Regions from separate parts of the Homo sapiens genome. Here region 2 is linked to region 1. Evidence: read pairs that join two places in POLR2A ChIA-PET (ENCODE). Cell type or tissue: endothelial cell of umbilical vein. All regions are shown on one strand. Each heading gives the region's core, and the rest is flanking DNA. Links, peaks and the distances in the headings are about the cores only. Region 1 overlaps GORAB-AS1 (GORAB antisense RNA 1). Region 2 has its middle 60 kb from the start of GORAB-AS1.

Region 1 (5,394 bases), core at 59-5,058:
TTATGTATAAGAATGCCTGTCACTTACCCTCATCGGCACAGTATGCTATTAAACTTTATGATCTTTGCCAATCTAGTGGGTGACCAGGGGTATTTTAGCATTACCCCTTTTCATGAGTATCAAATGTAATTTTTGTGTTTGTCTTGTATGGGTCTGTTTAAGTATCTTTCTACCTGTTTAAACTAGATTTGTTTCCTTCCTTTATTACAAACTATTCATTTCAACTCTACTAAGACACCTGTTTTATATGTAATTCCTGGGCATGAAGCTGTGTTCTTATTAGATCAAATCTGAAAACAACAAAAATTTAGGAAGACACTTAACCAGAAATAAATAAGAAGTGAAGAAAATTTTTAAATGCTCCTAAGAGTCACAAAATATGCACATATATTCACATATACACATAGCATAAACACACATGAACACATACACATTTAAACAACTGGGAAGGAATACCATGTATTTGCAAAGAAATACCCCCAAAATATGAAAGTGTCAATTTCACTTAATTTATAAATTTGATATATTTGTTTGAGAGGGTTGATAAGACTAAGCTAATCTCTAAAGATCATCAGAAAAATAAGCAAGTAAAAATTGCCAGAAAATTTCTGAAAAACTAAATCAAGAAAAGGAAGCTATTCTATCACATTTTAATACATATTATAAATATATTAAAAATTTAACAGATTTTTTTTAAAAAAGATGCTTGTACATGAATAGACAGATAAGCTTATGAGAGAGAAAAGAAATTCCAGAAATAGATTCAAATACATATAATTACATAGTAAAAGATACAGGAACATTTCAAAATAGCATTGAAAATATGGATTATATACTAACATTATGGGAAATCTGGGTAACTACCTGAAAAAAAAATAAATTTAGATTTATATTGTTTACCAGAATAAATCTAAAATTGATCAAATATTTAAGTATAAGAAATACAATCATAAAAGTAGTAGAAAAAAAGCCATGAAAAATATTTTATTCTTTCAAGTGAGAAAATTTAAGTAGAAACAAAATCCAGAGGTCACTGAAAAATTGATAAACTTGGTACAAAAAATTTAAAGAAAACATTCTACATGGCAACACTCACAATAAAATTGAAATCAAGAAAAAATGGTGAGAAAATATTTGCACAAGAAATAAAGATATAATTTCTCTAATACATAAAGAACTCCTATTTATCAATAAGAAAAAACCCAACCATTCAGTAAATTAATGAGCAGAGAATGTGAGCAAACTGATCATAGGAAAGAAAATATAAACAGCTCTTAAATATATTAAAATAAATTCAGATTTGAAGGAAACACTTTTATACATAGATTGTGAACATTTAAACAAATAAAATCTGTTTGCAGGGCATTCTGACCATGCCTATCAAAATTATAAGTGCACATACCCTTTAACCAGCAATTCCACGTTTAGAATATACTCTACAGATTTACTCATGCATATAAAAAATGAAATGTATACAAGATTATTTATTGCAACTTTGTTTATAAAAGCAAAATATAGTAGTCTTCTAAATATCCATCAACAGAATACTGCTTATAGAAATTATAATGTATACATATAATGGTATATTATGAATAGTAAATAAGAAATAAAAAAGATTTTCATATATAGATATGAGATGATCACCAAAATGTTTTTAAAAGAGAAAATGATGTAGAACATTGTGTACAATATACAAACATTTGAGTAAAAATTAACTGATAGAAAGATAGATAGAATACATATTTTAACTCCAGCCACTACATTTCAATATCAACAGACACCATGGTGTATTCCCCATATACACCTTTTTGTTAGTGCTATTATACTTTTGATTACATTATTCCCTACATAGATAGACTTTCATCTTGATTTTTGCTTGCTAAAATTCAACTCATCTTTGGATCCTGTAAATTAACCTTTCTCTTCTGTTCTTTTAATACAACTATCTGAATCTAGGTTCTTTTTCTAATAAAAACTAGTAAAATCCATTAATTCCAATAACACTAAAGGAAGAGAAGGAAGGGAAAAGGAACAACTACTAAATACATGTCTGCCAGACACTTTAATGTCCTATGACATTTAATTCTAGACAACTTTTTAATTCAGGTATTATTCCAGTAACAAGTGTTGTTACCAGTTTGAGAAGATTAGAGAATGTTCACAATGTCACACATCTGATAATAGGAGGTACAGAGGTTTAAACTCAAGTATCTAGGATTCTAAATCCTTTTCTGACTATACAGCCTTGTACTTGATGGAATTTCTGCTACATTTCTTTAGAATCCGAACCTTTGAGATCATCTAGTTTGACACTCTCGATTGACAAATGAGGGAAAGAAAGCAGGAGAGGTTAAGAGCTTTGCAAACTAGTTTGTTAGTGTCAATGGGGTTGGATAGGGGTCTATAAAAACATATGTATGTAATTAGGACTAGGATGTAAGGTCAACCCGGTACTTTACACTTTTATAATAGAATTTAAGATTAACAGGATAATTGATAGTCTTTAAAATTAAAAAATTGGCACATACCACAGACAGGAGGAGTTTCAGGAATGGAGAGCATAAACATCTGACAATGAATGCCTATCTGTGAAAATTAACACCCATCCATAACATTTGTAAGAATTCTTTAGTGTCATTAACTCTTTGCCAAGCATCTTCCTGTGCTAAAGACAAAATGAGTTTTTGACATTCTCATACAAAGTCCATGTGCCCTACAATAAAATCCTGAGGTCTCCAGCACTTACTTGCCTCCTCCCTCCAATATATCTGGCTCCCATCCCACAGCCTCTACCACACTGGCTCAGGAAGTAGGCAATTTCCTGCCTTGGCTGAGCCGGATATTAAGACCTCTTTGTTCCCTTATCTCTGAGAAATAACACCCCTCTGAAATACTCCAATAGCTGACTGATTCATGCTTAGACTTACCTAAAGGACTCTCTGCTGTTCTTTAATATTAGTGTTGGCTGAGGCAGAGCAATTCACCCACATTCTAATCGTAAAATGTCGTGGGGTGATATGGAGCACACTGGATAATTATAGTTCGTAGACTGTCTAATATTAGAATAAAGAAGATTTTTTAAAGAACTATTAAGCTAGGGGATCTTCCTCTCTGCTCCCACCTCCCCTCACTGACCCATCCACAAACAAACCCATTTATGTCCGTTTGCATTTATAAAAGCATCCTTTCTCATACAAGACATCTTAAATAGATTCATTCATATTGGTACAGACTAAACTGAAATTTCTAGGCTGTATAACACAGGCAATTTGATTATTCTCCTTGGAGGCAATACATACAGAAATAACAACTGCTGACAACTTCTTGGTACCTCCCAATGTATAGAGACACATGACATATCGATCTATACAAATAGCCTGTGTTCTCTATTTGACTGATGGTTAGTAATACCATCTGCACATCCACAGCTTGTCCAGTTTCCAGGTTTCTTCCATTTAGTGGAATGTTCTTAATACAATATTCCTATTCAACACTTCAAAGCCCTTTCAAAACATTTCACTTTTCATGTAATGCATGCCCTACATTCCAGCTTCTTCTGTTTGGAGTTCTGATACGAGGAAAAGCTAAAAACAATACATCATGATGACCAAGCACAGAAAATGCAATTTAGAAGTAAAAATGAAGGGAACAAAATCTTCCCTCTTCCTTCACTGGCAAGGTTAAATGAACCAAAGTATTCTAGAACTAAGAAATTTTAAAGACCATTTAGTCTCACCAGCTCATTTTACAAGTGGGGGAACTAGGCTCTGGGTGATGAACAACATTTTAGGTTGTGGAATGGAGTAAGCTCCAGGTAAAAGAAACAACATCTGCGTAGACGCCGGGATGCTGATTGTGCCACCAGAGGAAGACTTTGACTAGATGGGCTATCAGGAAGAATAGAACAAAAGATTAAATAAGTAGAGTTGAACACATTTACAAAGGATGTTGGAATTTCCATTTGCAATTTGTGGGTCAATGTTCTACTTTCATGAAAATGTAGACATTGAATCATATAGGTTAGATTTGGAAAAGAACTCAGGATCTCAGCTCTTATTTCTTTCCTTCATAATACTTTATTTAGTTGTAATTTTGTATTAATTTAACTTTAAAATCTTTGTCATTCACTAGTTTGTAATCTTCATAGCATCTGGCACAGTTGACAGGCATACAGTAAGTACTCCAAAACTATCTGTTGAATGAATGAGATCATCTGAGTTAGCTTTCTACATAGAGATGGCATCCTTTCTTATAGTTTCCTGAACAGTTGACTCTGTGGTCTCTCTGAAAATACTCAGTGATGAAGTCTGGCTATCACCAAGGCCCCTGTCAGGCCATCCTTACTGAGAAGGCGGTAACTTCTTTTGGAAGAGGGAGAACAGACTTTAAGTTACCCGGACAGTCTAGGTCCAAGAACATCAGAATATTGAATGTTTCTATGTTTCTGGTAGGCAATAGTGTTTAATTAAGATACAAGGAAATGAAATATGTGAGGACCTTTTTGTACTTATTCAAAAAGTTCTATAGAATTAGGCATTACTGGCCAGGCGCAGTGGCTCAGACCTGTAATTCCAGTACTTCGGGAGGCCAAGGCGGGCGGATAACCTGAGGTCAGGAGTTCGAGACCAGACTGCCCAACACGGTGAAACCCCACCTCTACTAAAAATACAAAAATAGCCAGGTATGGTGGCACATGCCTGTAATCCAAGCTACCTGGGAGGCTGAGGCAGGAGAATCGCTTGAACCCAGGAGGCGGAGGTTACAGTGAGCCGAGATTGTGCCACTGCACTCTAGCCTGGGTGACAGAGCAAGATTCCATTAAAAAAAAAAAAAGGCATTACTAGACACATTTCACATATGAGGTAACTGAGGCTAAGCTTTAAGTACTTTATTCAAGGCAACACAACACACCGCAGTGAAATTAATTTGAAATTGGGTTTGGCTTTGAGGATCAGGTTCTTCCTAACTGGCTACACTGCCTCTATTAAAAAATATAAACAGAATTGCTACCCTCAATGACACACAATCTAGCTGGAGAGATAGATTTGGAAACATCCTTTATAGTATTTATCACCGGTATATAAAACACACTAAGCACAGAGATGCAAGCTGTTAGTTCTTCCTGGAGTTTGGAAATGTCATGAAAGGTTTTACCAAAGAGGTGCCTCCTGACATGAGTTGTGAAGGTGATTGTCAGGTGGAATCAACCAGACTCAACCAAAAGAGTTTCTCAGAGGAAGGAGTCCAAGAACTCAATGCTGCCAGATTTCCTCATTGGGGCATAATATGTTCCAATTAGGCTGGGGACACACCTAAGTTGATATGCAATAATTTCAGTGGTATTTTTATCAGATTTTGCTTGCTTGCTATGTGAGTACCCCTTCAACTACACCC
Region 2 (5,394 bases), core at 145-5,144, 98 kb after region 1:
GTATTCATTTCCAAGATATTTAATGTCATAAATAACGTCATTTTAAGATTAGAAAGAACTGGCATTTTCAAGACAATGCCCTTGAATTATCAATGCAAAGACATATGTGCTTAAGTAAAATTGTAATTATATGGGGTTATCTATGAAGTTATAAATTACAGTGTTTGAGAAAACATTTGAAATGAGTGCTGAGAAACTGTACAATTAAATACAAATGGAAGGCCTTTGAACATGTTCAGATTAGTGTAAATGGCTTCACAGATATAGATTTCATGTTTTTGTTTTAATAGCAATAAAATATTTTGTTTGTGTACATTCATTTTAAAACCGTTTTAAAAGCATAGCATATATAACATTTATGCACATGTTTACCATACATTTAAAGAGAGATTTTAATGAGGCATGGCTGGAAATCCATAAAGGTTTGCATGTCAACACTAGTTCCATTATAGAAAATATTTTCCTTCCCCTATTTCATTTCTAAAAATATAAAATGTCTGGTGAGTATGGAGGGCAAGAGAGAAGAAGTGCTTTGAATAAATATATACAGATTTTGAAGGTGGATTGACTTTCTTTCTCTCCTTTTTCCTTATTCTTTCTACCGAGAAAAGAATAAATGCATTTGTGGCAAAATTACACAGAAAAGATGTAGGATGCAACGTCACAACAGTGATAATGTAGGGATGCTGTTAGCAGCTCAGCACTCCTCTAACACTTGGGGACCTTTAGCACATCTTCGGCATATTTGCTAAGTTGGATAAATTTTTGAAAATGTACTTGTTAAAACTTCAGAATGTAGAGTTTTGTAATTTTGCACAAGGAAAATTAAATTGGTTGCAAACTAAATATTGTTATAGAAGACAAATGTATAAAAACCAAAAGCCAGGAAGGCGGGAAGGGGAAAGGAAGGAAGGAAGGAAGGAAGGAAGGGAGGGAGGGAGGGAGGGAGGGAGGGAGGAAGGAAGGAAGGAAGGAAGAGGAGAAGGAAGACAGGGAGGGAAGCGGGGAAGGAAGAATATATACAATGGGAATAGTATGGAAATAGAGGGAGAAATAACTTGGGGGAAGGTCAAAGAGCACAAAGTGAAAATCAGGATCAAAAGGGTCTGATAAAAGAATCGGACATAAACTGTAAAATATGGAAACTGAGTAAACATCGCAAATATGCCCTTAACAAACCCCAGTTCTGCAGGCTCTTCTGCTGCCACACAAAAGTGTATTTTTCAAGAAAATTGGTTACAGCAGTTACCGAGCCTTCCAACAGCAGCATGTAGAAATAAGGCAGTGAATTTAAAGGGGCTCTTCGCAGAGCTACATTCTATACCTTTCCAGTTCCTGCCCCTTTCTCCTAACCATATGGAATCCATCTCGTTCAAGGACTTAGACTAGGAGAGGGGCTTGAGGAAACTAGGGCTGCTGCTGGCTCTTTTAACGGCATGCCGTAGGAAAGTTTTATTTCCAATTGATTGGTTACAAATCAGATAAATATCGCGTCTAATGAAAGCAGCTTTGAACTGCTGGAAATGTTATCTATAGGAGTCTGGGGTTTATCAAAAGTCAAACGTAGCTTTAATCACATCAACATGCTAATTACAGGCAAACAATAAAAGCTTTAAGAAATGATTGTGTGGGTTTTATTACTATTGACAGTCACTGAGGTATATTTATTTCGGGAGGTAATTGTCAGAAGACTTTCTCCAGAAAGACTTGTTTGTATAATTAAGTGCGTGTTATGCAAGCTTATCTGCTGATCGGCTCCTGCTAGTTATGTAGTTCCCCCAATGCCTCAGAACACAGGAGCAATTAAGAGAAAGGCTCAGGAAGATGGTTTTTCAGTAGTTCATTTGTAAGGGATAAAAAATAAATAAATAAATGAGTGAATATGCCCTGAAAAACAGAGTGTACTAGAATAGGAAATGTCACTAAAAATTAATGAATAAGAACAATAAAGAAAAGTAGAAAACTCTTCATAATCAGTGAGGCAAAAATAGAAAAAAAAATAGAATGGAGCTAATATAGTTTAATTTAGAGTGCAAATTGGGGGATGGGAGGGCAGGAATTTTCTATTTTGTGTACAAAAGATCATTCAATGGGATGGGGCAATCCAATCTAAAAATATATATGATGAAAATGAGGCAAAGTGGAAAATAACAATAAATGGCTACATATGCTCCAGTACCACTGATTTTATTATTTTATTGTGGATTTATGACATAATTCTCCGAGGTGCCTAATTTAAAAATAAGAGTCTTTAGTTCTAAAAGTTCGGTAACATAATTCCAAATCTATACAGCCACAGATGGTTTTCTATCCAAATAAACAACAAAGGCAAATTTACTGTTGCTGCCCTGAACAGTTTTTTTCTTCCAGGCCAGGATGCTTGAAACATACATTTAAAATATTTTTCCATCTTATTTTTAATGACAGACTGACTGCATTGTGACTGAACTAGAGAGGGAAAAATAAACTTTTCTAACTATAAACTATTTTTGTGCCATAAAGAATCATTCAACTCTAAAAGGGAAAAACCCCAATTTAAAAAATATCATTATTATTTTGAAAGGTGTTGGACTGGATTTAATTCTTTTCATTCCCAAATATTGGCATCAGTTCAGTTTTCATTTCACTGAATGCAATTAAAAATGTGGCAAATCCTTGATCAATTTTTTACCCTTAAACAGGGTCAGTTCTGAAGTTGTTGTCACATTTTAATGGGTTCAGACTCAGTTTATGCAAGAGACAATCAAATGTTTGCTTTTAAAAGCCCTATAAAAACTAAGAGCTTTTAACCTTTTGAATGCGTTAATAAAATGCTAATGACATCATGGCCAAGACCACATTTGGAGGTCCCAAAAAATTCCAAATGACTGTTGTGAAAAGAAAACAGAATTTTAATCAAATGATCTGTTATTTTAATGGCCACTTACAAAACAGGAGATTTATTGAGAAGCATAAAGTTTGTTTGCATGAGTGAAGGCAAAGCTTTTAAGAATTACCTTCTGGTTTTCCCCCTCAGTTTCTTGCAACATAATACTACCAAATATTTGTGAATTGTGACTCAAGTCTGCAGTCTTATTTCTCACAGAAAATAAAAGGGAGGCTGGAGGAAAAAAAAAAAAAAAGTGGTGCCAATTTGTCTGCCCAGGCTCTGATTATTGGATGCAGAATTTTTTTTTTTCTTTCAGGAGAGAAGGATTTGGTGGGAATGTTTCTCCCTTCAGGGTGAGATATCTGATATCCATCCCGAGACCAGTCATAAGGCCAAACTTTCATGCAAAACTGCACGAGGGGAAAAAAATTAAGCTTTGGGTAAAATTCTCATCTGAATTTGCAGCAGATCTCTAGTTTCCGCTGGGCAATTATGGCTCTTTTTACCATTTCTGATTGCAAAACACATTGATTATTTTTAAAAGTTATTTCAGATAACTTGAGAACCTTCTATTCTTATCCCCTTCCCCCAACTCTTCCTCCTCTTTGAGTCTCTGTTCCTCATTTCTTTCTCTCCTGTCTAGAAGTGCTATCCAGTGACCCCTGGTGCTGATTAAAGTTTCTCGGGTGACCCCTGAATGCATTTTATTACACTGGCTGATCATAAAACCTGCTTAAACTGCTGGCTTATCCAAACCCCTTCTTCTGTGGAAAGCCCCATAGTCAGTCTAACCTCAGACTGGGAAAACACGAACAAGCAAACCAAGGAAGGGCAGAGAAGGCTTGGAGACAATCTTTGTCAATATCAGGGAGCACCCTGGCAGATGGGAAGAAAAAACTTAGACAGACACTTGGCAAACGTCCTGGAAGAAGTCAATTTAGTACTAATGTAGGTGTAGGTGGGACATGACATGGAAAAGTAGAAACACAGGGAAATAGGTGTTCTGTTCTTTTCGTAAAATGGATATCACAACATTGAAATAGCTCACAAAGTGAAAGTAAGGCATAACTAACACAGATTAGCATAAGGCATCTTTGGAAACAATGTACTCCTAAGATGAATACCAGAAAAACATTTGCTTGGCTTCTGGAAGCAACATGAGGTGACTAAAAGCCTTAGTATATTTATGTATTTACTATATCTTGGTAAAAAAAATGCATTATTTTATTTCTATGGCTTAAAGGAAATCAACTTAAGTTAGCTTCAATTTAGCTGTTTGTTTCCTAGGCTGCCAGGTGTTAAAGGGAGACAGAAATCTGTAATATTCACCATCGTCCATGGATGGAATTTCTGTGGCAGGGATAACGCATAGTAATGCTTGTAGGGGAGGCCAAAGAAGTCAGCATTTGGAAGGAGAATGGAGCTACTGGGAACCCCAAGTTCCAAGGCCCTGGAATTTCCCTGGTCCTAAAACTGAATGTATACATGTGTGTCAAATCCCATTTGGCATTTGGACGTAAAAACTGTTTTAAATTCCATTCCCACTGGCAAAGTCTTAAAATAAATCAGCAGGGTTGATTCTGATCCCTGAGCCAGAGTAGAATACGGTCTGGTTGTTTGCTGAGAGATGTCCATCTGTTTGGTTGTTAGCAAAGTGCTGCCTTTACCTCACAGGCCACAGGATGAAGATCTGAAGCACATCGTTAGCCCCTGGCAGCTGTCTGGCCAACGTCAGCAGAGATTCACAGAGGCAAAAGGAAGACACACCTTTCCCACATTTCCTTGGTCAGGCCCCCACTGAAATGTGACTGCAAGGCTAAAACAGGTCCAAACTCTGCCAGAGCCCCTGGCATCCATAATCCCCATGATGACAGAGTCCCAAAGAGCTGGGTATTTTTTCCAGTAGTGCCGTGGTCTACAGCCTCAATCATTCTCATACTAGCTAGAATCCTGACTTAGGCAAAATCAAGGGCCCAAAGTGAATCATTGACTTTTTCATTGGCATCTGATAATTAAAAAGTGATTTGTGATAGTTAATCTTGTAATGGTTTCCTTTGTTTTTTCAAGTCCTTAGAAAATTTACTGCATCAATCACCCTTTTATTCAAACAAATAAATACAAAATAATCATGAATTTAACAATTAGAGACTAGGAGTACCCCCCTTTACCTGTTTATCTTTTTCATGTAGTAACTAAGCAAAACTCAAGCATTCCTTCAAAGACACTGTTAGGAGAAACTGGTGTGTTTGTCAATACCTATAATGAACTTGGTGAGTTATGCTTTATTTATTTCGGTCTTGACCCAATTTAATTAATTTAGAGATATTTTCATAGTGGATGATAAATCTGATAGCCACTGATTTAACAAGAATTTTTAGATTTTTCATATGCAACTACTTTCTATGGTTAGAGTATATTTTATAGACAGGAATGCTAGGAAGAGTCCGTTAAACACATTATGCCTGAAGAAGCCTACGTCACACTGGGTACAAGACTTTACTAGGTTGCTGTTGCTGCTGTTGATT

The links. Peaks named below come from ENCODE experiments on the same cell type or tissue, not always from the same donor. Only the 100,000 strongest peaks of a DNase experiment are listed, where the experiment ranks them.
Region 2: POLR2A ChIA-PET joins it to region 1 with 6 read pairs; 2 of 35 experiments call an interaction of 5 or more read pairs at or near these places.

The regions. Positions count from the first base shown.
Region 1 is chr1:170,491,753-170,497,146 of GRCh38, forward strand. The region is part of intron 1 of GORAB-AS1 (GORAB antisense RNA 1); the gene reads right to left. Among named protein-coding and RNA genes, the nearest start is that of GORAB, 38 kb to the right of the region's middle. In endothelial cell of umbilical vein, for the core only: no CTCF peak of the experiment used is centred there; a DNase peak (open chromatin) is centred at 2,819; H3K27ac peaks cover 480 bases.
Region 2 is chr1:170,589,863-170,595,256 of GRCh38, forward strand. No RefSeq gene overlaps it. Among named protein-coding and RNA genes, the nearest start is that of GORAB-AS1, 60 kb to the left of the region's middle. In endothelial cell of umbilical vein, for the core only: no CTCF peak of the experiment used is centred there; no DNase peak of the experiment used is centred there.